5 separate regions of the Homo sapiens genome follow, and all the other regions are linked to region 5. A link is a contact called in ENCODE Hi-C or POLR2A ChIA-PET data. All regions are on one chromosome and are shown on one strand. Each heading gives the region's core, a stretch centred on a gene start or an enhancer-like site at or near the end of the contact. The rest is flanking DNA. Distances are from core to core; before and after follow the strand shown. Region 1 holds the start of ASPSCR1 (ASPSCR1 tether for SLC2A4, UBX domain containing). Region 2 holds the start of SLC38A10 (solute carrier family 38 member 10). Region 3 holds the start of CYTH1 (cytohesin 1). Region 4 holds the start of FAAP100 (FA core complex associated protein 100). Region 5 holds the start of RNF213 (ring finger protein 213).

What was found. Hi-C counts contacts between places; a loop is a spot of excess contacts on that map. ChIA-PET counts read pairs that join two places held with the same protein, here RNA polymerase II (POLR2A). Pooled maps may share reads with other maps.
Region 1: a pooled map shows a loop between it and region 5 (8-fold over the local background). The contact joins the promoter of ASPSCR1 here to the promoter of RNF213 in region 5. A Hi-C loop is called at or near these places in 2 of 50 pooled maps. POLR2A ChIA-PET finds 5 or more read pairs at or near these places in 2 of 52 experiments (K562 and activated T-cell).
Region 2: a pooled map shows a loop between it and region 5 (15-fold over the local background). The contact joins the promoter of SLC38A10 here to the promoter of RNF213 in region 5. A Hi-C loop is called at or near these places in 2 of 37 single-sample maps with no recorded cell type and 8 of 50 pooled maps.
Region 3: a map of CD8-positive, alpha-beta T cell shows a loop between it and region 5 (15-fold over the local background). The contact joins the promoter of CYTH1 here to the promoter of RNF213 in region 5. A Hi-C loop is called at or near these places in 1 of 168 maps with a recorded cell type or tissue (CD8-positive, alpha-beta T cell), 1 of 37 single-sample maps with no recorded cell type and 7 of 50 pooled maps. POLR2A ChIA-PET finds 5 or more read pairs at or near these places in 1 of 52 experiments (activated CD4-positive, alpha-beta T cell).
Region 4: a map of naive thymus-derived CD4-positive, alpha-beta T cell shows a loop between it and region 5 (7-fold over the local background). The contact joins the promoter of FAAP100 here to the promoter of RNF213 in region 5. A Hi-C loop is called at or near these places in 1 of 168 maps with a recorded cell type or tissue (naive thymus-derived CD4-positive, alpha-beta T cell) and 7 of 50 pooled maps. POLR2A ChIA-PET finds 5 or more read pairs at or near these places in 1 of 52 experiments (AG04449).

Annotation. Positions count from the first base shown.
Region 1 is chr17:81,974,637-81,978,878 of GRCh38, reverse strand. It overlaps ASPSCR1 (ASPSCR1 tether for SLC2A4, UBX domain containing), which reads right to left and starts at 1,250. Exons shown (of 16, transcript NM_024083.4): 1 at 1,131-1,250. The coding sequence starts at 1,232. LOC105371939 (a long non-coding RNA gene) reads left to right here and starts at 1,394. Exons shown (of 2, transcript XR_933953.4): 1 at 1,394-1,511; 2 at 1,922-2,911. It overlaps LOC124904087 (a long non-coding RNA gene), which reads right to left. Exons shown (of 2, transcript XR_007065951.1): 2 at 2,544-2,768. RefSeq lists a silencer at 755-1,614 and enhancers at 1,093-1,864, 1,865-2,638.
Region 2 is chr17:81,293,483-81,298,092 of GRCh38, reverse strand. It overlaps SLC38A10 (solute carrier family 38 member 10), which reads left to right and starts at 2,786. Exons shown (of 16, transcript NM_001037984.3): 1 at 2,786-3,270. The coding sequence starts at 3,172. LOC124904082 (a long non-coding RNA gene) reads right to left here and starts at 187. Exons shown (of 2, transcript XR_007065941.1): 1 at 1-187. RefSeq lists an enhancer at 2,121-2,210 and silencers at 2,871-3,140, 3,241-3,310.
Region 3 is chr17:78,779,061-78,783,832 of GRCh38, reverse strand. It overlaps CYTH1 (cytohesin 1), which reads left to right and starts at 1,560. Exons shown (of 14, transcript NM_004762.6): 1 at 1,560-1,631. The coding sequence starts at 1,610. RefSeq lists silencers at 1,301-1,460, 1,501-1,780, 2,041-2,440 and an enhancer at 3,459-3,558.
Region 4 is chr17:81,550,976-81,555,519 of GRCh38, reverse strand. It overlaps FAAP100 (FA core complex associated protein 100), which reads left to right and starts at 3,167. Exons shown (of 9, transcript NM_025161.6): 1 at 3,167-3,354; 2 at 3,468-3,592; 3 at 4,317-4,544. The coding sequence starts at 3,190. It overlaps LOC124904085 (a long non-coding RNA gene), which reads right to left and starts at 3,161. Exons shown (of 2, transcript XR_007065947.1): 1 at 3,014-3,161; 2 at 1-2,478. RefSeq lists enhancers at 1,536-2,111, 2,641-2,760 and silencers at 2,161-2,230, 2,241-2,320, 2,901-3,060, 3,201-3,440, 3,501-3,600.
Region 5 is chr17:80,258,872-80,263,028 of GRCh38, reverse strand. It overlaps RNF213 (ring finger protein 213), which reads right to left and starts at 2,177. Exons shown (of 68, transcript NM_001256071.3): 1 at 2,127-2,177. RefSeq lists silencers at 1,300-1,439, 1,820-2,169, 2,449-2,798.

The sequences.
Region 1 (4,242 bases), core at 1-2,500, 1.7 Mb before region 5:
CCCTGTAGTTCTGCAACCTGCCTTAAACTTGCCTAGCACAAGCTACCCCCTGGCTCTGGCACGGTTCTGTGCACCTGCTGCCACTGCCTGCACCGCCTCCGCCCCTCTTCTCCATAAAAAGCCAAAGCCGTGGCCTTGCACCAAGGGGTCCCGCGCAGCCTCTGCGGGAGCGCCCCACTTCCGCACTCTGCACGCCTGGCACCAACAGCCTCCTGGCTGCGCCCTCCACCTGCCCAGGCCTGGGGACCCCACGCCGTGGGCTGCTCCCGCAAACTCCGAGTCGTGTGCACCTTCGGATCCTCACGGTCCCCCACGCAGCAGAGGCTCAATAAATACTTTTTTTTTTTTTTTTTGATATGGAGTCTCGCTCTGTCTCCCAGGCTGGAGTGCAGTAGCGCGATCTCGGCTCACTGCAAGCTCTGCCTCCCAGGTTCACGCCATTCTCCTGCCTCAGCCTCCCGAGTAGCTGGGACTACAGGCGCCCGCCACCACGCCCGGCTAAATTTTTTTGTATTTTTTTAGTACAGACGGGGTTTCACCGTTTTAGCCAGGATGGTCTTGATCTCTTGACCTCGTGATCCACCCGCCTCGGCATCCCACAGTGCTGGGATTTACAGGCGTGAGCCACCGCGCCCAGCCAATACTTTTACATTTAATTGATTCGCGGTCACAAGGTGCCCAAGTAAAAGTGCAGTGAGTGACTCGGCAAAAATCGCTTCCAGGCCCCACGGCCGGGACATCTGCCACCGCGCAACCCGGGCTCCCGCTCCGGGGGACGCCCCGGAATGGGAACGCGGGTCTAGGGCTCCACTCCTCCCTCTTCCCGGCGCCCTCGCGAGCTGGGCTCGGCCGGGCGCCGAGTACTCGATGCGGGTGACACGCGGCGCCGTTCTACCTCACCCCTGGGAAGGCTCGCCACCGCCCCGCCCCCACTCGGGACCCCCGGGACCCCCGGGACCCCAGCGGAAGCGCAGGTGACGGCGAGCAGGGGGCGGGGCCGCCGCTCAGGAGGCCGCTCATTGGCCGCCGAGGCCCCGCCCCCGAACACCGGGACGCCGACCGCAATGGGCGGGGCCTCGGCGCAGCGCCCCCCGCCCGCCTACCCGTCCGCCCCGGGCGGGCGGCCGCACCTGAAGCAGCACGGTGCTCGGCGTCACCTTCACCGTGTGGCGCCGGCCGTTCGGGGCCAGCACCGACACCGCGGAGCCTCCGCCGCCTGCCGGGGCCGCCATTTTCCGCTCACGTGACCCGCCGCCGGGCCGGCGTCAAACAACTTTATCGGCAACAGCCAGGACGCGCAGCCACGCGGCCAGGGGGCGGGGCCGCAGCGCACTTCCGGGTCCTGCCAGGCCCCGCCCTTTCCCCACCCACGGCGCCCCGGCCCCGCCCTTGGGCCGCCAAAGCCCGCGCCAGACCCGGAAAGCGCGGTCGTCCTCTGCCTCCGGGAAGCGCGGCTTGGATGGGCTCGCCGGGGCCAGGCTGGGCCGGGGCTGGGCGCGCGGTCACCCCCGGTGAGCGGCACTGAGCCCCGGGGTCCCAGCGGTCCGCGCTCGCCCACCCTCGCTTCGTCCCTGACACGTCCCCAGCTCGGTGCCCTGCTCTCCCCCGACCCTCCCGGCTTCCTCCACTCCAGCAGCTGAGCCTCTTCCCTGCCCACCTGTCCCTGTGGTCAGCGTCCACCTCCTGACCTTATGGTTTGGGGCAGTCCCCCCGCCCCTGTACGGATCCTCCCTGGGTGTTGGGACTCGTGGCCCTCAGTCTAGACCTGATTTCTTTCATCCTAAAATGGGAGTGCAGAATCTGGCAGCCCTAGGGCTGCCGCGACGGTCCCTAAACCTGAGGGTAGGAAAGGCGGGAGACCGGTTTCAGAACCGTGGGGTGAGCGAACTTGAGTCTCACCGGAGCTCCTGCCGACCCACAGGCACTCAAGGACTTCCCGCACCAACCCATGCTGAGGAGGGGCTTGGTGGCAGCCTCAGGAAACACTCCCATCGCCAGCCACCGCAGCAGGGAAAGCACCTGGCCTCACCAGCTCCAGGCTTCCAGAAGGAGCTGCCCTCCTGACTCGCAGCCGTCGAATGTGCTTAGCTCCCAGCACCTGGGCCACTCATGGACAGCACTCGCACGTGTTCCGCCCCGCCCCCCACCTCCATGGCTCAGCCGGGCCTTGGCACTCCTCTCTCCATGTGCCTGCCTGTCTCTGCGGACTCCTGGCTAGGGCTCAGCTGCCCAGTAGCCTGTGGAAGGGGGAACTGGTGCAGTTATCAGTCAATCCTCCCACAGGGCTGGGATTACACACGTGAGCCACCGCACCCGGCAGTCATTGCTGAGTCTAAGGACATCTCTGCATGGGTGCTGTTGTGCCTTCCTGTCGATGACATATCCATGTCACCCACACACACCTGTATGCTGACAAACACGGACATCTATGTACATTGGAGAAACCTGGGGAAAGCCCCAGGCTAGCCATAGCCCTCCCATCCAGCCAGCCAGTCCCATGCTCTGTGCAACCTCAGAACCTTACTGAGCCACACATCACCTGGTGGGTTTTAATTCTTTAGTGGCGTTTTTGAAGAGTCTGTTCCTATTTTCCTTAGACTGTCCCACAGTCTGGATCCTTGGTTAAACGTTTGGGGCAATGATGAAGGGAGGTGACAAGTCAGCAGGAGGTGCAGGACATCAGCGTGGCCATGAGTGAGGACGTGAAGTTGAACCACTTGGTCAGCTTTGGGTCTGCTGAATTCCTCCATGGTCAAGGTCCGTGGCTCCTTGTGGAGTAATTAAGGCATGCGTGAGGTCATTCTCTGAGACCACAAGCATCAAGTTTTCCCAATAACCATTTGCCCAACAGTTTTAGCATCAGTTAATGAGTAGATTCAGTGTTAAACCGTAAAGCTGCAAAATCATGGCTTCCCAAGTTTATTGTTTCTTCTACATTTATAGTCACTTTCGGTCAAGCTTCCCCTTCTTTAAAAAGTTATTAAATATTTGGGAGGCTGAGGCAGGAGAATGGCGTGAATCCGGGAGGCAGAGCTCGCAGTGAGCTGAGATCACGCCACTGTACTCCAGCCTGGGAGACGGAGCAAGACTCTGTCTCAAAAAAAAAAAAAAAAAAAAAATTAAATATGGCCAGGCGCGGTGGCTCACGCCTGTAATCCCAGCACTTTGGGAGGCTGAGTTGGGCAGATCACAAGGTCAAGAGATTGAGACCATCTTGGCCAACATGGTGAAATCCTGTCTCTACTTAAAAAAAAAGTACAAAAATTAGCCGGGCATGGCGGTGCGTGCCTGTAATCCCAGCTATTCGGGACACTGAGGTAGGAGAATCACTTGAACCTGGGAGATGGAGGTTGCAACGAGCCAAGATCGCACCATTGCACTCCAGCCTGGGCGACAAGAGTGAAACCCCATCTTGAAATATATATATTTATTAATATGAATTCATGTATTTTTTTCATTCAGTCAGCATTCTTTTTGATGCTCAAATTGGTCCGAATTTGGCCAGTGAGACCTCCTTTAAGCTGGCTCCTATGCTTTTTTTGATAGGAGGGATGATCTTTTATCCTGATATTATTTCAAACTTAGCCGAGCAAGGTGGCTCACACCTGTAGTCTTAGCTACTCCGGTGGCCGAGGCAGGAGAATTACTTAAGTTCCAGCCTTAGTGAACCACTATTCATGCCTATGAATAACTACTGCACCCCAGCCCGAGCAACGTAGTACGATACCGTCTCAAAAAAGGAGAAGGAGAAGAAAGAAGAAGAGGGAGGAGGAAGGAAGAAAGAGAAGAAAAGTTTGCAAAAGCAAGAATTCCTGCTGTATATCTTTTTTTTTTTTTTTTTTTTTTGGAGATGGAGTCTCCCTCTGTCGCCAGGCTGGAGTGCAGTGGCGAAATCTCAGCTCACTGCAACCTCTGCCTCCCGGGTTCAAGCGATTCTTCTGCCTCAGCCTCCCGAGTAGCTGGGACTACAGGTGTGCAGCACCACACCCAGCTAGTTGTTGTTTTGTTTTGTTTTGTTTTTTGAGACGGAGTCTCGCTCTGTTGCCCAGGCTGGAGTGCAGTGGTGCAATCTCGGCTCACTGCAAGCTCCGCCTCCCGGGTTCACATCATTCTCCTGCCTCAGCCTCCCGAGTAGCTGGGACTACAGGCACCTGCCACCATGCCCGGCTAATTTTTTGTATTTTTAGTAGACATGGGGTTTCACCATGTTAGCCAGGATGGTCTCAATCTCCTGACCTCGTG
Region 2 (4,610 bases), core at 1,537-4,036, 1.0 Mb before region 5:
TAGGTTCCAAACAGCATGATGAAGGAGCGGCAGACCCCCTCCTAAGAAATGACCTAGAAGTTTCTCCTGTCATTTCTGCTTCTTATTGTCCAAAACTTGGTCACATAGCCAGCCCTACCTGCAAGGGACACTGGCAAGTGTATTCTTTTTTTTTTTTTTTGAGACGGAGTCTCACTCTGTCGCCAGGCTGGAGTGCTGTGGCGCGATCTCGGCTCACTGCAACCTCCGACTCCCTGGTTCAAGCGATTCTCCTGCCTCAGCCTCCTGAGTGGCTGGGATTACAGGCACACACCATCACGCCCGGCTAATTTTTGTATTTTTAGTAGACAGAGTTTCACCATATTGGCCAGGATGGTCTCGATCTCCTGACCTCGTGATCCACCCACCTTGGCCTCCCAAAGTGCTGGGATTACAGGCGTGTGCCACCGCGCCCAGTCTTTTATTTATTTTTTTGAGACAAAGTCTTGCCCTGTTGCCCAGGCTGGAGTGCAATGGCACGCTCTTGGCTCACGGCAACCTCTGCCTCCCGGGTTCAAGCGATTCTCCTGGCTCAGCCTCCCAAGAACCTGGGATTACAGGTGCGCGCCACCACGCCTGGCTAATTTTTTGTATCTTTAGCAGAGATGGGGTTTCACCATGTTTGCCAGGCTGGCCTCAAATTCCTGACCTCGTGATCTGCCTGCCTCGGCCTCTCAAAGTGCTGGGATTACAGGTGTGAGCCGCCATGCTCGGCTGGAAGTGTATTTTTTATCCTAGGCAGTCATACGTGCAGGCCAATTCCTATTAATTTGGAAAATGGAATAAACGAATATTAAGAGACAGAGAGTCAGCTGGGCGCAGTGGCTCACGCCTGTAATCCCAGCACTTTGGGAGGCCGAGGTGAGCAGATCGATTGAACCCAGGAGTTTGAGACCAGCCTGGACAACATGACAAAATCCCATCTCTACAAAAAAAGTGAAAATTAGCTGGGCATGGTGGCACACACCTGTAGTTTCAGCTACTGAGGGCCTGAAGTGGGAGGATCACTTTAGCCCAGGAGGGAAAGGCTGAAGCAAGCTGAGATTGTGCCACTGCACTCCAGACTGGGTGACAGAGTGAGACTCTGTCTCAAAAAAAAAAAAAAAAGAGACAAATAGTCTTCCCCATAATTGTTTAGGGATATATCCATATATGGTAAACCTTTAAAGAAAAGTAATGAATTGATGGAATCTGGATTGTGATGTCTCAGGATAGCAGGGAAGAGGGGAAGAAGGTGCTGGAACTGGGGAGGAACTGAAAGGGAGGATCTAAGTCTTCGGTAATATTTTGTTCTTAAAGCTCAATAGCGGGTCCATGGTATTTGCTATTTGTGAAAACATACATGTAAATTGCCCAGCCTACCTCGCATGCATAACATTTGATGAAAATTACATAATAAAAAGGAGGTTATGGAATGTGTATGCCATTTCATTTATATAAAAGTAAATGGGCTGGGTGCGGTGGCTCATGCCTGTAATACCAGCACTTTGGGAGGCCGAGGTGGGCGGATCACCTGAGGTCGGGAGTTTGAGGCAAGCCTGGCCACCATGGTGAAACCTGGTCTCTACTAAAAATACAAAAATTAGCCGGGTGTGGTGGCGGGAGCCTGTAATTCCAGCTACTTGGGAGGCTGAGGCATGAGAATAGCTTGAACCTGGGAGGTGGAGGTTGCAGTGAGCCAAGATCACACCACTGCATATACAGCCTGGGCGACAGAGCAAGACTCTGACTGAAGAAAAAAAAAAAAAAGAACGCAGGCATTTGTTATTTTGCCTGCGTATTTAATTAGTCTTTACCCAGGCATTTCCTCCTGTTCTCCTGAAGGTGGGGCACAGCCTTACTTGGTGGCTGCACTGCCAGTGCCTGAGGAACGGGCCTCTGTTCTAAGACACCTGGTCCTGCAGGTGCTGCAGACACGGCCTCCTTTCCTCCGCCGTCCTCCCCCAGCAGCCTGGAATCACTTGCTGCTTCCCAGCCATTCGGTCTACGCGCTCATTCATTAGACTCAGAGTGAGCAGCTAGGTGCCAGGAATCCACAGATCTATCGGGACCCTTCTCTGTTCTCTCCTCTCCCCGGTCTCCATTTCTACCCGAGGAATTCTCATTTGTCCTTCAAGCTCCAGCCTAGAAGCCACCTCCTTCTGGAAGCCCTCCCGGGTTTCCCTGTTCATGTAAGCCTCCACCTCTCCTGTCCCCTCCAGGAATGTCCCTTGCTCTTTTCGTGTGAAAAGGTGAAGTTCAACATTGCCACTGATCTGGGCGCAGTTCGGCAGGGCACCGCCTCCCCTTGGAGCTGTGTGGCCTTAGCGGAGTGGCCGAGCCTCTCTGTGCCCAGCGTTTCATTCCTACCTCCTAGGTGCTAATTCCTCACAACAGACTATTTTTCGGCTGAGGCAGTCAGGGCCCCCGCCCCCGTGCCCTGGCGCCAAGCACTCGCCCCAGAATCGGTCCTGGGAATAAAGGTCAAAAAGGAACCCTTAAACCCGCTCCTCCCCGGAAGGCACAGCGCCTCCCCTTCTCTCCAGCCCGCGACTGCCCATCCAAACCGAGGCCTCGCGGGGCGAGTCCCTTGTCCTCCAGCTCGTTGAACTGGGGCCCCGGGCACAGGTCGGCTGGACCAGCTTGGCGAACCGGACAGCTGCGAGACCCTCAGGTGCCCACCGGCCCAGTTTCCGCCCGCCCCTCCGGGCCCGCCTCTCATTGGCTCGCGTCCCACCAAACCCTACCCCCTGGCCGTCACTTCCGGGCAACGGAGCCCGTGGAAGGCGGAAGTGTGAGCGCCGCGGCGGCAGCTGAGTTGGGCTGAGGTGTCCCTAGCTGGCTCTGCGGCTCTTCCGGGTCTGGGCTCGGAGATTCACAGGCGGCCCGCGAGGCCGAGCGAGGGACGCATGGCCCTGAGGCGGCCGCAGGGCTTGGCGGGGTCCGGAGGTTGACCTCGCCCCCGCAGCCGGCCTTCGAGGCTGCCTCCTCCAGGCAGCCTCTGGGGCCCGCGCCCGCGCCTGCTCAGGCTCCCGTGTTCAGGCTGCCCATCCCCTCCCCACCGGCGTCCCGGACGTTGGGACCTGTGACCGTGGCCTCGGGCTGGGCTTCCAAAGCCGGCCGCAGCCCGGCGACCCCCGAGGCCTCTCGCCCCGGGCCCCTAGACCTCTCACTATGACCGCGGCCGCCGCCTCCAACTGGGGGCTGATCACGAACATCGTGAACAGCATCGTAGGGGTCAGTGTCCTCACCATGCCCTTCTGCTTCAAACAGGTGAGTCCGGTGGGCCCGGAGATCACCGCCCTCGCCTCCCCCGCAGAGGGGGCGTCTGGCTGGGTCGTCCTGGTTAAAGTTCCCGCCGGGGCAGGGCTTCGCTGGGCGGGTGCAGGCGGCCGCGGGCGGGGCGACCCTCTGGGTCCCGGCGCAGTTCCCGTAGAGAATCCGTGGATGAGAAGCGCACGGCGTTGGCCCTGGCAGCCCTTGTCAGCCCGGGCCGGAAAGTTCCCCACACTCAAAAACTCGATACCGAAGCAAAGTGTAACAAAGCAAAATGATCCTCCAGAATCGGAAGGGAACGGTGGGACTCCGTATTTTTACATTTTATCGTGTTTTTAAAAACTCTGACCCAACTGCACCTGTCTTCAGAAGCACACAACTCACCACTCCCAGGCTTCGACACTAGATAGGGACCTTGGTTGCAAGGTGATTAAAAACATCCACCAGGTTATACACCTAAGATCTGCGTTTCACAAAAACCGCACATTTGGCAGGGGGTGGTGGCTCACACCTGTAATCCCAGCACTTTGGGAGGCCGAGGCGAGTGGATCACCTGAGGTCAGGAGTTCGAGAACTGCCTGACCAACATGCTGAAACCCCATCTCTACTGAAAATACAAAAATTAGCCGGGGGTGGTGGCACATGCCTGTAATCCCAGATACTTGGGAGGCTGAGACAGGAGAATAGCTTGAACCTGGGAGGCGAAGGTTTCAATGAGCCGAAGGTTGCAGTGAGCCGAGATCACGCCATTGCACTCCAGCCTGGGCGACAGAGGGAGACTCCGTCTCAAAAACAAAAACAAAAAACTGCACATTTGATCTAATGTGTGCAGACGTTACCACAGTTGGAAAAAATCTCAAATACAAAAAGTTTAGCGTCATTCCAGCATTGAATAACACATGAAAGAAAATGGCCATTTCTAAGTGTCATCTGTTTAATCTACAATAAACAAGCATTTAGTGCTTTGGAAAAGAAAGGCTGACTGAAACGTTACCAAGTAGGTAGAAAAATGAAAACAACATGTATATTTTGAAACAAAGTGGCACCAGTAGTTTAATTTTAGATTAGCTTAGCAAACACTGTGTTTTTCATATTCATTATCTTTGGAATAAAAATATCCAAAAAATTTTTTCAGCCTGGGCAACATAGTAAGACCCCGTCTCTACAAAAAAAATTAAAAGTTAGCTGGGCATGGTGGTGCATACCTGTAGTCTCAGCTGCTCGGGAGGCTGAGGCAGAAGGATCACTTGAGCCCAGGAGTTTGAGATTACAGTGAGCTATGATTGCACCACTGCACTCCAGCCTGGGCAACACAACAGTACCCCATCTCTAAAAAA
Region 3 (4,772 bases), core at 311-2,810, 1.5 Mb after region 5:
TGTAAAACTGGACAATCTGGTAAAGTCAGTGAAGGTTAAGATCATGAATCCAGCCAGGCGTGGTGGCTCACGCCTGTAATTCCAGTACTTTGGGAGGCCAAGGAAGGAGACCAAAGAGAAAGGATCACTTGAGCCTAGGAGTTCGAGACCAGCCTGGGCAACCTAGCAACCTCCGTCTCTACAAAAAATACAAAAATTAACCAGGTATGGTGGCCGGTGCCTGCAGTCTCAGCTACTCAGGAGGCTGAGGTGGGAGAACTGCTTGAGCCTGGGAAGCAGAGGTTGCAGGGAGTCATGATGGTGCCACCGTACTCTAGCCTGAGCAACACAGCGAGTGAGACTCTGTCTCAAAATGAATAAATAAATAAAAGAAAAAGAAAAATAGTAAAACTCAGGACAGGTGGGCCCACAAGGAAAGAGTTCTGTGGCTTTTACTCCCGTTTTTTGGTTGGTCCAAAAAATTCCCAGCAGTCCAGGGATCTCTGTGGAGTTCTCAGTGAGTGTTCTGTGTAGGGTGCAGGAGCCACAAGTGACTGCAGGGGGAAAGGGGGGTTCTGGTGCTGGCATTCTGCAGCAGTGGGATTGTCCTCTGTCATAAAGAAAGAGAAGGCCGAGCGCGGTGGCTCATACCTGTAATCCCAGCACTTTGGGAGGCCGAGGCAGGCGGATTATTTGAGGTCAGGAGTTCGAGACCAGCCTGGCCAACATGGCGAAACCCCGTCTCTACTAAAAATACAATTAGTCGGGCCTGGTGGCACATGCCTGTAATCACAGCTACTCAGGAGGCTGAGGCAGGACAATCGCTTGAACCCGGGAGGCGGAGGTTTCAGTGAGCCGAGATCGGGCCACTGCACTCCAGCCTGGGCAACAAGAGCGAAACTCGTCTCCAATAAATAAATAAAATCCAAAACGCTGGGACTTGAAGTGCCCTCCTTTCAATCTTGACCCAGGTAAAACTCAGGACAAATAAAAAGAAGTAGAAGCAGTAAACTTAGGACATACAGCATGTAAAGGTTCTGAACGCAGGAGTAAATGACTTCAAATAGCTTTTGTGGCCTTTCGCCAAGGACCGGGCCCTCCCTGGCAAGCTGGGGCCGGGTCTGACCTTCCAGGTTGGCGTCAGCAAGGACCACCCTGCCCTTCAGTGGCCGGACACGACCTTGGGCTTTCGTGCAGTAGCCTGGCTGCAGGCCAGGTCGAGTCCGCCACCCCGGGGACTTGCACCGCCCTTCAGAAACCGAAACCTGCTCGGCCCCAGGAGGCGGACCGGGAGAAGGGGGGGGGGTGTGTGTGTCTCGGGACGGGGGCGTGGTCTAGAGGCGGGGGCAGGGGAGGAGCCTCGGGTGGACGCGCGTGCGCAGGCCGGAGCCTCGGGAGGAGGCCGGGTACCCGGGGTGCGGCGCGCGCGGGAGGAAGGCGGGGCCTCGGGCGAGGGGCGGGGCCTCGGGCCGGGGGCAGGGGGCGGGCGCAGGCGCAGGCGCGGGCGGGCGGGGCGCGGGGCGCGGGGCGCCGGGGGCGGGGCTCCGAGCCGGGCTGAGGCGAGCGGGGGCGCGGGTGGCGCGGCGGGACGCGAGCGGCGAGCCGGAGCGCGGAGCCCGGCTCCCGCACCATGGAGGAGGACGACAGCTACGGTCAGTGCGCCCCGGCGGCGGACGCTTCCCCCTCGCTGTCCCCCAGTCCCCTCCGGGCCCGGCCGTCCGGCAGCGCTTGCGGCGGCTGGCGTTTCCCGGGGACACTGGTGCGGGACGCGGAGCCCGGGGCGACCGGCGGGCGAGCGGTGCGCGGGGCCCTCGCGGGGCGGGGGTCGCAGGGGGTTTTGAGGGATGAGGGTCGCCGGGGCCGGGGTCGCTGGCGGCGCTGAGGGATGTGGGTGGCTGGGGCGGGGGTCACAGGCCGGGCTCGCGGTCTCGCGGGGCCAGGGGTCGCCGCGAGCTCTGAGGAATGAGGGTCGTTGGGGTCGCGGGGCAGGATCTCAGGGGCTCTGAGGGATGAGAGTCGTTGGGGTCGCTGGGGTCCCCGGGGCAGGGGTCGCAGTCCGGGTCCCGGGGGGCCGAGGGGTGGAGGTCGCTGGCCCTGCCGCCCCTCTGCGGGGCTCGGGGCGGACGCGCGGATGGCCGGGCCCGCGTTCCCCGCAGTTTCCGGCCGCTCTCGGCGTCAGCGAGTTGTGCCCGGTCCACGTCTTTGTTCAGAAATGAGAACGGGGAGCGGCGCCGCCGGCGAGGCGCGGGCTCCGGGACGGCCCTGCCCGCGGGAGTCTGGGCCCGGTAGCCGCCGGTCCGGTGCGTCGCCGCCTGCCGAGACGCGGGTGTGGAGCCCGAGGGGCACCGCGGTGGGGACGCCGCTCCTCCCCTGACTGGGGACTTGGCAAGCGGAGCCGCTGTCCCGCTCCCTTCGCTCCCGCGCGTTGAGGCTGCTGGCCCAGGCCAGGGGTGCCTCCCTCCAAGAGTTTGAAATTGCAAGGGTTGCAAAAGGTTGTTTGACATGCTGTAGTTAATTTATTAAGTTTGTTCATGAGGAATTAAAAGGAAGAATGGCAAATAGAACAAGTGGTGAACTTTTGTGGTTTGGTAGCAAAGTACAAATAAAGCAGAACTCTGTGGCCAAATGGAACCCAATTCTAGTTTAATAACTAATGGGACATTTTTCTTTTTTTTTTTTTTTTAAGAGACGAGATCTCGCTCTGTCACCCAGGCTGGAGCACAGTGGCGTGATCGTAGCTCACGTCAGCCTCTTGAGTGGCTGGAACCATACGCACGCCACCATGCCCGGCTAATTTTTTATTTTATTTTATTTTATTATTTTATTTTATTTTATTTTATTTTTGAAACGGAGTCTCACTCTGTCGCCCAGGCTGTAGTGCAGTGGCGCCATCTCGGCTCACTGCAACCTCGGCCTCCTGGGTGAGCTGAGCGATTCTCCTGCCTCAGGCTCCTGAGTAGCTGGGACTACAGGCGCGTGCCACCACGCCTGTCTAATTGTTGTATTTTTAGTAGAGACAGGGTTTTGCCATGTTGGCCAGGCTGGTCTTGAACTTCTGACCTCAGGTGATCCACCCGCCTCGGCCTCCCAAAGTGCTGGGATTACAGGCATGAGCCACCGCGCCCAGCCCTAATTTTTTACTTTTTTAAAAGATGGGGTCTTGCCATGTTACCCAGGCTGGTCTTGAACTCCTAGACCCAAGCAGTCCTCCCACCTCTGCCTCGCACAGTGTTGGGATTACAGGCCTGAGCCACCACACCCAGCCCACTTGTTACCTTATAAGTAAACAAGTAAAAGCAGCTTGTGCATTTTTTTGTTGTTTGTTTTGTTGTGTTTTTGAGACAGGGTCTAGCTCTCTTGCGCAGGCTGGAGTGCAGGGGCGCTCTCATAGCTCACTGCACGCTCTGCTTCCTTGGCTCAAGCAATCCTCTCACCTCTCTTCTCAGCCCCTCCTGTAACCTGGACTACAGGCCTGGGCTACCACGCCCTGCTAATTATTTTTATTTCTTTTTGTAGAGAGGGAGGTCTCCCTATGTTGCCTAGGCTGGTGTGAACTCCAGTTCCTATCTTGGCCTCCCAAAGTGTTGGGATTACAGGCATGAGCCACTGCTCCCAGCCTCCTTTTGTGATTAAAAGAAAAATCACCCACTGGCTGGCCCCAAAAGATTGTTCAGCCCCTCCAGATTTCACTCCTGCCCACTGCTGAGAAGCCGACAGCAGTTTTGCCTGCTGCTCTTTTCTCTGCCTCCTCTTGCCATTTAATTTCCCTCAGATCCCAGTGTCCTGCCTACCAGGCTTTTGTGGCCTCTCTTGTGTTCTTGCCTGCTGCCGTGGGCAGGAAGCTATTGGTCTGGTTGCTTTTAATACAGTGACTGCTTTGCCACCAGGCATGACATGAACTTGTACTTGAAAGAGGTAAGTGGAAGCAGGGCGTGTTAGTTTCCTATACCTGTTATATTACCACAAGCCTGGTGGCTCAAAACAACATAACATTTGTTTTAGGGTTCTGCTGTCAGAAGTCCAAAATAGGTCTCACTGGGCTAAAGCCAAGGTGTCGGACAGGCTGGTTCTTTCTGGAGGCTCAGGGGAGAACCCATTTCCTTACCTTTTCCAGCTTCTAGAGGCCACCTGTGTTCCATGGTTCATAGTCCCCTTTCCATCTTCAAAGCCAGCAGGTAGCATCTTCTCATTTCTCTCGACCTCCTACCTCCCTCTTATTAAGATCCTTGTGATTATAGTGGGACCCACCTGGATAATCAAGGCTAAGGATTAGCAACCTTAATTCCATCTGTTACCTTAATTCCCCTTCTGCCATGTAAGGTAACCTATTCACAAGTTCTGGGGATTAGTACCCGGACTTCTTTAGGGGCTGTTATTCTGTCTGCCACACACGAAGATGAGAAAGTTTGTAAGTTTATTCTTCCCCTTTCTTTTTTTTTTTTTTTTTTTTTTTGAGATGGAGTTTCACTCTTGTTGCCCAGGCTGGAGTGCAATGGCGCAATCTCGGCTCACTGCAACCTCTGCCTCCCAGCTTCAAGCGATTCTCCTGCCTCAGCCTCCTGAGTAGCTGGGATTACAGGCATGCGCCACCACGCCTGGCTAATTTTGTATTTTTAGTAGAGACAGGGTTTCTCTGTGTTGTCCAGGCTGGTCTCAAACTCTTGACCTCAGGTGATCTGCCTGCCTAAGCCTCCCAAAGTGCTGGGATTACAGGCATGAACCACCCCGCCTGGCCTGTTCCCCTTTCTACAGTTTTAAATATCATCCTTTTATTTTGGAGGAACTAAAAAGAT
Region 4 (4,544 bases), core at 1,918-4,417, 1.3 Mb before region 5:
AACATGGTGAAACCCAATCTCCACTAAAAAATAGAAAAAATTAGCCAGTGTAGTGATGTGTGTGCGCCTGTAATCCCAGCTACTTGGGAGGCCAAGGTAGGAGAACTGCTTGAACCTAGGAGGCAGAGGTTGCAGTGAGCCGAGTTTATGCCACTGCACTCCAACCTGAACAGTGTAAGACTCTGTCTCAAAAAATAGGCCAGGCGTGGTGGCTCATGCCTGTAATCCCAGCACTTTGGAAGGCCGAGGCAGGCGGATCAAGAGGGCAGGAGATGGAGACCATCCTGGCTAACACAATGAAACCCCGTCTCTACTAAAAATACAAAAAAATTAACCGTGCATGGTGGCAGGTGCCTGTAATACCAGCTACTCGGGAGGCTGAGGCAGGAGAATGGCGTGAACCTGGGAGGCAGAGCTTGCAGTGAGCCGAGATGGCACCACTGCACTCCATCCAGCCTGGGCGACAGAGTGAGACTCCATCTCAAAAAAAAAAAAAGACTGTCTCAAAAAATTAAAAAAAAATTTTTTTTAATCTGTCATCCAGGCTGGAGTGCAGTGGCGTGATCTCGGCTCACTGCAAGCTCGCCTCCCGGGTTCACACCATCCTCCTGCCTCAGCCTCCCGAGTAGCTGGGACTACAGGCGCCGCCACTATGCCCAGCTAATTTTTTTGTATTTTTAGTAGAGACGGGGTTTCACTGTGTTAGCTAGGATGGTCTCGATCTCCTGACCTTGTGATCCTGCCCGCCTCGGCCTCCCAAAGTGCTGGGATTACAGGCATGAGCCACCGTGCCTGGCCAAAATTAAAAAATTTAAAACAGTTCTGGATGCCACTCCCCCATTAAATCAAGCAAATTGTACTGCTTAGAAATAGAACTCAGGCCCGGGGTTCGAGACCAACGTGGCCAACATGGCGAAACCCTGTCTCTATTAAAAAAGACAAAAAATTAGCCTGGCGTGGTAGTGTGCACCTATAGTCCAGCTTTTCGGGAGGCTGAGGCAGGAGGTTGGCTTGAGCCTGGGGTGTTGAGGCTGCAGTGAGCCGAGACTGTGCCACTACACTCTAGCCTGGGAGACACAGTGAGAACCTGTGTGTGTCAAAAAAAAAAAAAGGGAGAAGTCGGGTTCCTGGGTCCCTGCCTCACCTTCCTGCTGTGTTCTCCTTATTGGGCTGTGCTGCTCTGAGGAGAGGTCCCTCAAGGCCCAGCCCTCCTCGCCCTCAACACAGCCTGAAGCTTCATGGTTTTTCTCCCCTCAGTCTGACCTAAATTGACTCCTTCATATACTTCGTGCTTAGGGAGATGATAACACCTCCAAGTTGGGCATAGAAACGCAGTGTCCAGCGGTCTGCGCTGCTGTCTCGAAGGCTTCCGCTAGGAGTGTGTGCATCTTCCACACCCACGGACAGAGAGGCTGCCTCAGCCCTCATCACTCTTCGCCAAGTACAGGTGGGGCACGGCACAGCCCAGCAGCTGATGGAGAGCCGGCCTTCAGCCCTTCGCTTGTGTCTAACTCACCCCCTTTCCCCTGGGATCCATGCTTAAGGTCCCCCACATGACTACTGATCATAAATCTTGTTGCAGATAGGAGCTGGGCTTGGCGTGGGGCCAAAAGCCTGCCAGCCCCCGGAGCAGAGTGGGGTGGGCAGCGGAGTAAACCGCGGGGTGAGGCTGCTGGTTTGGCGGGCCTTCTCCCACGTCCGTTTCCTCCTCCACGTGATCGTGATCATTTCCTCTAGGACAGTCTTGGCATGTTACCATCCGTATGGAAGAGATGGCCTGGGAGGACTGGATGGGGTTGGTGTGTGTGAGCGAGTGACTCACAAGGCTTCAGAGGGTTAAAACTAGCAGTCAGAAGACCTGCGGATTCCTGTGGGGAAATTCGGTCAGAAGACCAGCGGAGGATCCCTGTGGGGAAATTCACAACGATGCGGCATCTGACTTCCTGACTCTGAAGGCCAAATGAGATGCACCTGGCCCTCCTCTCCCCACTCCCCAGCATCAAAGACAGCATTTCCAGCCCAAACACCTTCAGAGCAGCCCTGGCGAGAAGAGAGGAGCAAGGAACTGACTCCAGGTGCCGCACTTGAGTCTGTCTAACCCAACATTCAGAATCAGACATCCCCGTTGCCTTGGGGTCAGTCCCCACCCCAACCTCAAAGGGGGGCGGTCAGGATGTCTGCAAGTGGTGCTTTGTGCTCCAGCAGGTGCACCCGGACTCCACGATGTCTGCCTAACTTCCAAGCCCAGTTTTGCAGCCCTGCCCCTAGATTCTCCCTCGAGGGTGTCTGGCCTTAGCGCTCTTCAGATTGGCTTCTTAAACGGAGGGAGGCGGGCCGGGGGCGGGGTTCCTTGGTCATTTACTTGTGAATGGTGTGCCTGGTTTCCGCTCTCTTCCGGGCATGGAGCAGGTGTCCGTACTGCAGGCCCCTCCACGGGCGTTCTCTGGTCAGTACTTCTCTCCTGGAGGAAGTGGAGAGCTGCCAGGAGGGAGAGGGTGGAGGTATCTTGCCCTGGCTCACAGTCATTTTCTTGTCCTCTGCCCCCAACCCAGAAACCCCATTGGTGTACTCCCTGTCCCCACGTGTTCAGCCACGGAGGGAGGGACGCACTTCCACCTAAGCTGGCTCACTCCGCTGGGCCCTGAACGCGGGGGCGGCCGGGGCGGCTCGCAGAGCACAGGGCAGAGACCCATCCCTAGGACGACAAGAGCCGGCGCTGCCCCACCCCGACCCCGGCTGGAGTGCGCTCCGGCAGGACCCAGCTGCTCTCCGAGAGCCCAGAGAATCGAGGCGTTTACGCAAAAGCCCGAGTAGCTGAGCGCTTGCTCCGGGGAGACGCCCCGCCCAAGAGCAACCTCTGCTCGGCCAGGACCCGCTTCCCCACCCTGGGGAACCCGTGCAGCAGCCGGGGCCATGAAGCCGCCGAGGGCTCCCACCAGCCCGGCCGGGTCAACCTCGACCTGCGGCACGGTGCCGCGGCCCCTAGGAAGGCTCCCCTGCTCCCCGTGGGTACCAGCGACCGCCCCAGCTCCCGGAGTCCCTGCAGCGCGTCCTTTCCGGCCCGCCCCCGGCACCGCCGACCGCTTTACGGCGGAGGTCGCGCCGCACAGCGGGCTGCCGTAAAGCGCTCCGAGGCGGAGCCGCCGCCGCGCGGCCGGGGCTTCTCACTCTGACGGGCCCGCGCGCACGATGGCCGGCGCCGCGCCGCGGGTCCGCTACCTGGCGGGCTTCTGCTGCCCTCTCGGGGGCCTGGCGGCGGGCAAGCCCCGCGTGCTGTGCCATGAGGCAGAGGTCTTCCTGTCCACCGGGAGCGAGCTCGTCTACGTGTACGACCAGGAGGGCGGGCTGCTGACCGTGAGCGCCGGCCCGCGGGGGCGGGAGGGACCGGGCGGGGGCGGCGGTTCGCGTGAAAATGAAGACCGCGGGCCCGCGCGTCGCGTCGGCCTGACCCGCGCCCCGGTCCGCAGGCGGCGTTCCGGTTCCCCGACCAGGTGTGGCACCTGGAGCTGCTGGCGCCGCGCAGGTTGCTGTACGCGCTGTGCGCCCGGAGGGGCCTCTACTGCCTGTCGCTGGACCACCCGGGCAGGAGCAGGTGAGGGCGGGCCCGCGGCCTCCCTCCCGCACACTCCTGCTGCCCCCGGACTGCTTCAGAGCGAGCAGCCCCACCTCATCGCGCTTGGGGACCCGGGCTGCCGCCAGCTCTGAAGCCTCGGCCGCCATCCCTGCCCGATTATCTGGAGCCCCTGCCCCCAGCACTCTTTCTGCAAGTGTCTTGCTCACAGTCCTTAGTAAGTGGGGTTCACATGGTTAAGCCCACGGCGGGGCGCGGGATCCTGTCCTTTGGGCCCTGGTGGCCCGGTGCTGTCTGGTGAGACACGCCCCCGAGGTTGGGTCTTTATTGGAGGGAGGAGACAGCAAAGGCACCGTGACCCCGAGTCAGTGATCAGTGGACACCATCTGGGTTGGAAGGAAGCGAGCTCCGGGCAGCCAGGCCTGTCTTCAGTGCAGAGCCAGCAGCTGCTGACCGCGGCCCAGGCTGTAGAGGGGGCAGCCTGTGCACTTTGCAGCCTGGGCCTCAGCCTGACGGTTCTATGCTGACAGGTGTCGGTTCACGCTGGTTTTGGATGCCTGGTACTTCTTGTCAAGAGTATCCTTCGTGGGGAAGGTGGGAGGCCATGTGGCAGATGGACTGCTGAGCGGCCTTGGGGGTCACTGCGGGAACCCCTGAGCCAGACTACTCCATGCCAGGTTATTGTGAAGAGAACGTGGGAATCCCACCCTGCCCAGGCCTGACCAGTGCGTCCCTGTTCTCAAAGGTCTACGAGCCAGGATGACAGGGACAGCGAGGACGGTGACCAGCCTTCCCCCGTGATCCCTGTGGACCCCGATGCCTGCATCCTTCCCGATGCTGCGCTGTGCGCGTTCACCTTGCTGGACAGTGTGCTGGTCACCCTGGTGCAGGGCCCTGCCCGATGGAAGATGCAGCTGTTTGAGCAGCCCTGTCCTGGGGAGGACCCCCGGCCAGGAGGCCAGATCGGTGAGGT
Region 5 (4,157 bases), core at 928-3,427:
TGGCGTTTGGGCGCTTGGCCACCTAACAGTGGAGGACCTGACTCTCTCCCTCCCCAGTAAGAAGCCTCAGGGCACACTGGCCCACCCACCACCTTCTTCTGCTGGCTTGGAACCAAAGAACTCCACTGGGGCAGTGGCTGGAGCGGCAGCTGACTGGTGCCTTCAGCAGCCAGGAGGACACTCAGGCCCCCTCCCTGCCCTGGCCCTGCCCTCTCCTCCCACTGGGGTGGGCTCACTCAGGCTGGGCCTGAACGAGGGACGGAGGCACTGGGTGGGGTTCCCTGGCTTGACCTGTGTGGGAGACTAATCTATGCCACCCCAAAACAGATTCTGTGGTCAATTTTGAGATGGCTATTCAGAGCAACCACATACTCAGGAGTTCTGGGAAGCTATCCTTTTGTAAAAGGCTATAAAGGAAATCCACACCATGAAACAGCAGAATGGAGCAGAAGCTCTCTCTGAGGCCCCATTATCTGCCTAGAGGGATCTAGGAACGGTCCCAGGGACACACAAGAGGAGTGCCTGCGGCCTCGCCAGTTCCTCTGAGAGCAGCTCTGAGATCACCTGAGTGATTATCTGCACAACAAGACAACCCTGCACACCTCCCCTCTCCAGCCCCAAGCCCCTGTCCCAATGCCATAAAAACATCAATCATCTGTCTTCTGCAGTCTTCTCTTTGATGAGGTTCCCAATAGGTGTATGGGACAATTTGCATCCCTTTTCTCCAGGTCTGCTGCCCTTTTATTCCAGAGACTAAAATTATCTCTCCTTCAGAGTAGAAGGAGAGTTTAAAACTCCCCTACCCCTGCCACAGCCAAGCCCTGGCTCCCACCGTACCTCCTCCCCTCCACACTCTACCTGAAACAACCACCAGTGGACACTCCCTCCCTCAAACACCTTCAATGACTCCCCACCGCCCAGGCCTCTTTCTTTCCACCCGAAGTGTTTCCTTCTCCAATGCTACACTGGGGAACCACAGACCAGAAAACTCGAAAAATCCTCCAAAAAGCATTTTTTGTTTGTTTGACAGTTTCACCCAGGCTGGAGTACAGTGGGCAATCTCAGCTCACTGCAACCTCCGCCTCCCGGGCTCTAGCGATTCTCCCGCCTCAGTCTCCCAAGTAGGTGGAGTTACAGGCATGCGCCACCACACCCGGCTAATTTTTTGTGTTTTTAGTAGAAACGGGGTTTCATGTTGGCCAGGCTGGTCTCGAACTCCCGACCTCAGGTGACCCACCCGCCTTGGCCTCCCAAAGTTTTGGGATTACAGGCATTAGCCACTGCGCCCGGCCCCCTAAAGCATCTTATTGTTCCATCTGCTCTAGGGGCCGGAAGACACAAGAGAGAGCCCCAGGCACCCAACACTGTTGCATTCAATCCGCTTCCTGTCTTTTCTCTGACATTTTTTCCCAAGCACAGACACTGCCACCCAAATCAAAGCCCATCCCCCAACCACAACCAAAGTCAACAAGGTGGGGGCAGGGAAGGGCCACCACCATGTTTGCACAGCTCCTTCCCCTCCCGCCCTGGACTCCCCCAGGGCCCGGCCCGCCGGCTTGCAGGCAGCCATCCGGGAGGGGTGCCCACCCTGGCCTTGAGCCCCGCGCTCGGGCGACTTCGCCAAGTCGGAAGGACGCTGCGCGGTGCGGTTCAGACGGGGCGATGCCTCCCTCGTAAAAGTTAGGAGTCTGTTTTTGCAACTTCACTTTTCCGTTGTTGCCATTCGTACAGGCGCAGGATTCCCGGGCGGACCTGCAGGCCCGGGTCCGGCTGTCCCCTTCCACTACACCCCCCGTGCCCCGGCCACTTCCCGGGGGCAGCACTGCCGGGGCGCAAAGCCTCCTCCGCGCTCTGCGCTCCGGGGATGTCGCCGGGGTCCCAGGCGTGCCCGCTGCCCCCACCCCGACCCCTCCCGCAGCCGGGGAACAGGGTCAGTGGGCGCCGCGGGCGGGGCTGGACCGGGCACCCCGGCGGCGAAACCGAAACTTGGAGCCGGCAGGAAGAGGCGGCCGGGAGGGGCATCCGGACGCAGGCGCCGCTCCCCGGGACCCGGCCCGCCGGCCCGCGGGGCCCACTGTATCCTAGCCCGCTCCCCGCCCCGGGAGACTCTCCAGGCCCGCTCGCACCTGCGGCCCCCGAGCTCGCCGCCTGCCGCGCGCTGTCGCCCCTCGGGTCACGGGGCCCTGGGCCCCGCCCTGCCCGCCGCCGCCGCCGCCGGCCCCGCCCTGCCCGCCGCCGCCGCCGCCGGCCCCGCCCTGCCCGCCGCCGCCGCCGCCGGCCCCGCCCTGCCCGCCGCCGCCGCCGCCGGCCCCGCCCTGCCCGCCGCCGCCGCCGCCGGCCCCGCCCTGCCCGCCGCCGCCGCCGCCGGCCCCGCCCTGCCCGCCGCCGCCGCCGCCGGCCCCGCCCTGCCCGCCGCCGCCGCCGCCGGCCCCGCCCTGCCCGCCGCCGCCGCCGCCGGCCCCGCCCTGCCCGCCGCCGCCGCCGCCGGCCCCGCCCTGCCCGCCGCCGCCGCCGGCCCCGCGCAGGCGTGTGCGGAATTCCCCGCCGGTGGCGCCTCCCAGTGACTCCGGGCCCCCAGCCCCCGGGAGGCGCCTCGGGCCGCTGCGCGCCGGGTACAGACGCGGGAGGGGCCTCGGTTCCCGCCAGGCGTGGGGCGCATGCGGGTCTCCCGGAAGCCCAGACCCCGGGCAGGCCCGAGCAGCCGAGTGGGGCGGGACAGGCGCGCCCCCCGCCCCGGCGCCCAGCACCTCGGACAGTGTCTGCGGCCGCGCAGAGCCGGCGGCCAGCCTGGGAGCGGCCCAGAGGGCGCCCGGCGGGTGCAGTGGACGTCGTCAGCGCGCCGCGTGGGGGCCTTTGCAGATTAAGGGACCTCCGCGGCCCCGCGCGGAGCGCTCTGTCACTGATGATGGAGGGGCCACGGCGGTCCGCACCATCCCCCGTGCCTCAGTTTTCCCATCTGTGAGGCTCATGGTGTGACCAGGGACCTCCGTTTTAAAATCACCCACTTTCTTTTTCTTCCTTCTCCTCTCACCCCTTCATCCCGTCCCTCTCTGGACACTGCGCCCCTCTGCGCATTCCAGAGGGGACCCTCATCCTGAAACAATTCCCGGCGCGGAACCCCAGCTGAATGCTCCTGCTTGGGGCGGGGGGTCGCCAACAATTAGTCCAACATCCTCGACAGCCACCCCTCCTAACCGACAACTGCCCACGACAGCCATGGGAACAAGACACAGACCCTGCCCTTACCCCACTCCCCACGGTGCCCACGGCAAGTTTCCCTAGAAGAACTCGATGGCAGCCTGGGCAACATAGAGAGACCCCATCTCTACAAAAAAAATCATTTAAAAAAATTAGCTGGGCGTGGTGGTGCACCTGAAGAGGCTGAGGCAAGAGGATCGTTTGAGCCCAGGGAGCTCCAGGCTGCAGTGAGTCGTGATCATACCACTGCACTCCAGCCTGGATGACAAAGTGAGATCTTGCCTCAAAAACTAACAAACACACAAAACCTGAGGATAAATTTTTAATTTTAGGGTGGCACTTTATTTATTGTTTGTTTGTTTTTTGGAGACAGTCTCACTCTATACCCCAGGCTGGAGTGCAGTGGCGTGATCTTGGCTCACTGCAAACTCCACCTCCCAGTTCAAGTGATTCTCATGCCTCAGCCTCCCGAGTAGCTGGGATTACAAGCGCCCGCCACCAAGCCTGGCTAATTTTTGTATTTTTAGTAGAGACGGGGTTTCTCCATGTTGGCCAGGGTGGTCTCAAACTCCTGACCTCAGGTGATCCACCTGCCTTGGCCTCCCAAAGTGCTGGAATTACAGGCATGAGCCACTGCGCCCAGCCAAGGTGACACTTTAGAACGCTAGTTGGGCATCTTCTCGCTTTGCTGGGTCTCCAATTAAAACCTGCTTTTTCCTCCCACCAATCTTGACTGCACCACTGCACTCCAGCCCTGGCGACAGAGTGAGACTTTGTCTCTAAACAGTTAATTTCAACTGTTTCTTTTGACTTTTTCAGTATGACTAGTCGAAATGTTTAAATGACTTGCATGGCTCACGTTGGTGGCTTGCATGATTTTTCTGCGGGACAGTGCTGTCTCTGTGATCACAGTCTGCCCCTACCAGCTGCTGCAGCAGGTACACTAAGCCCTTGGAGCT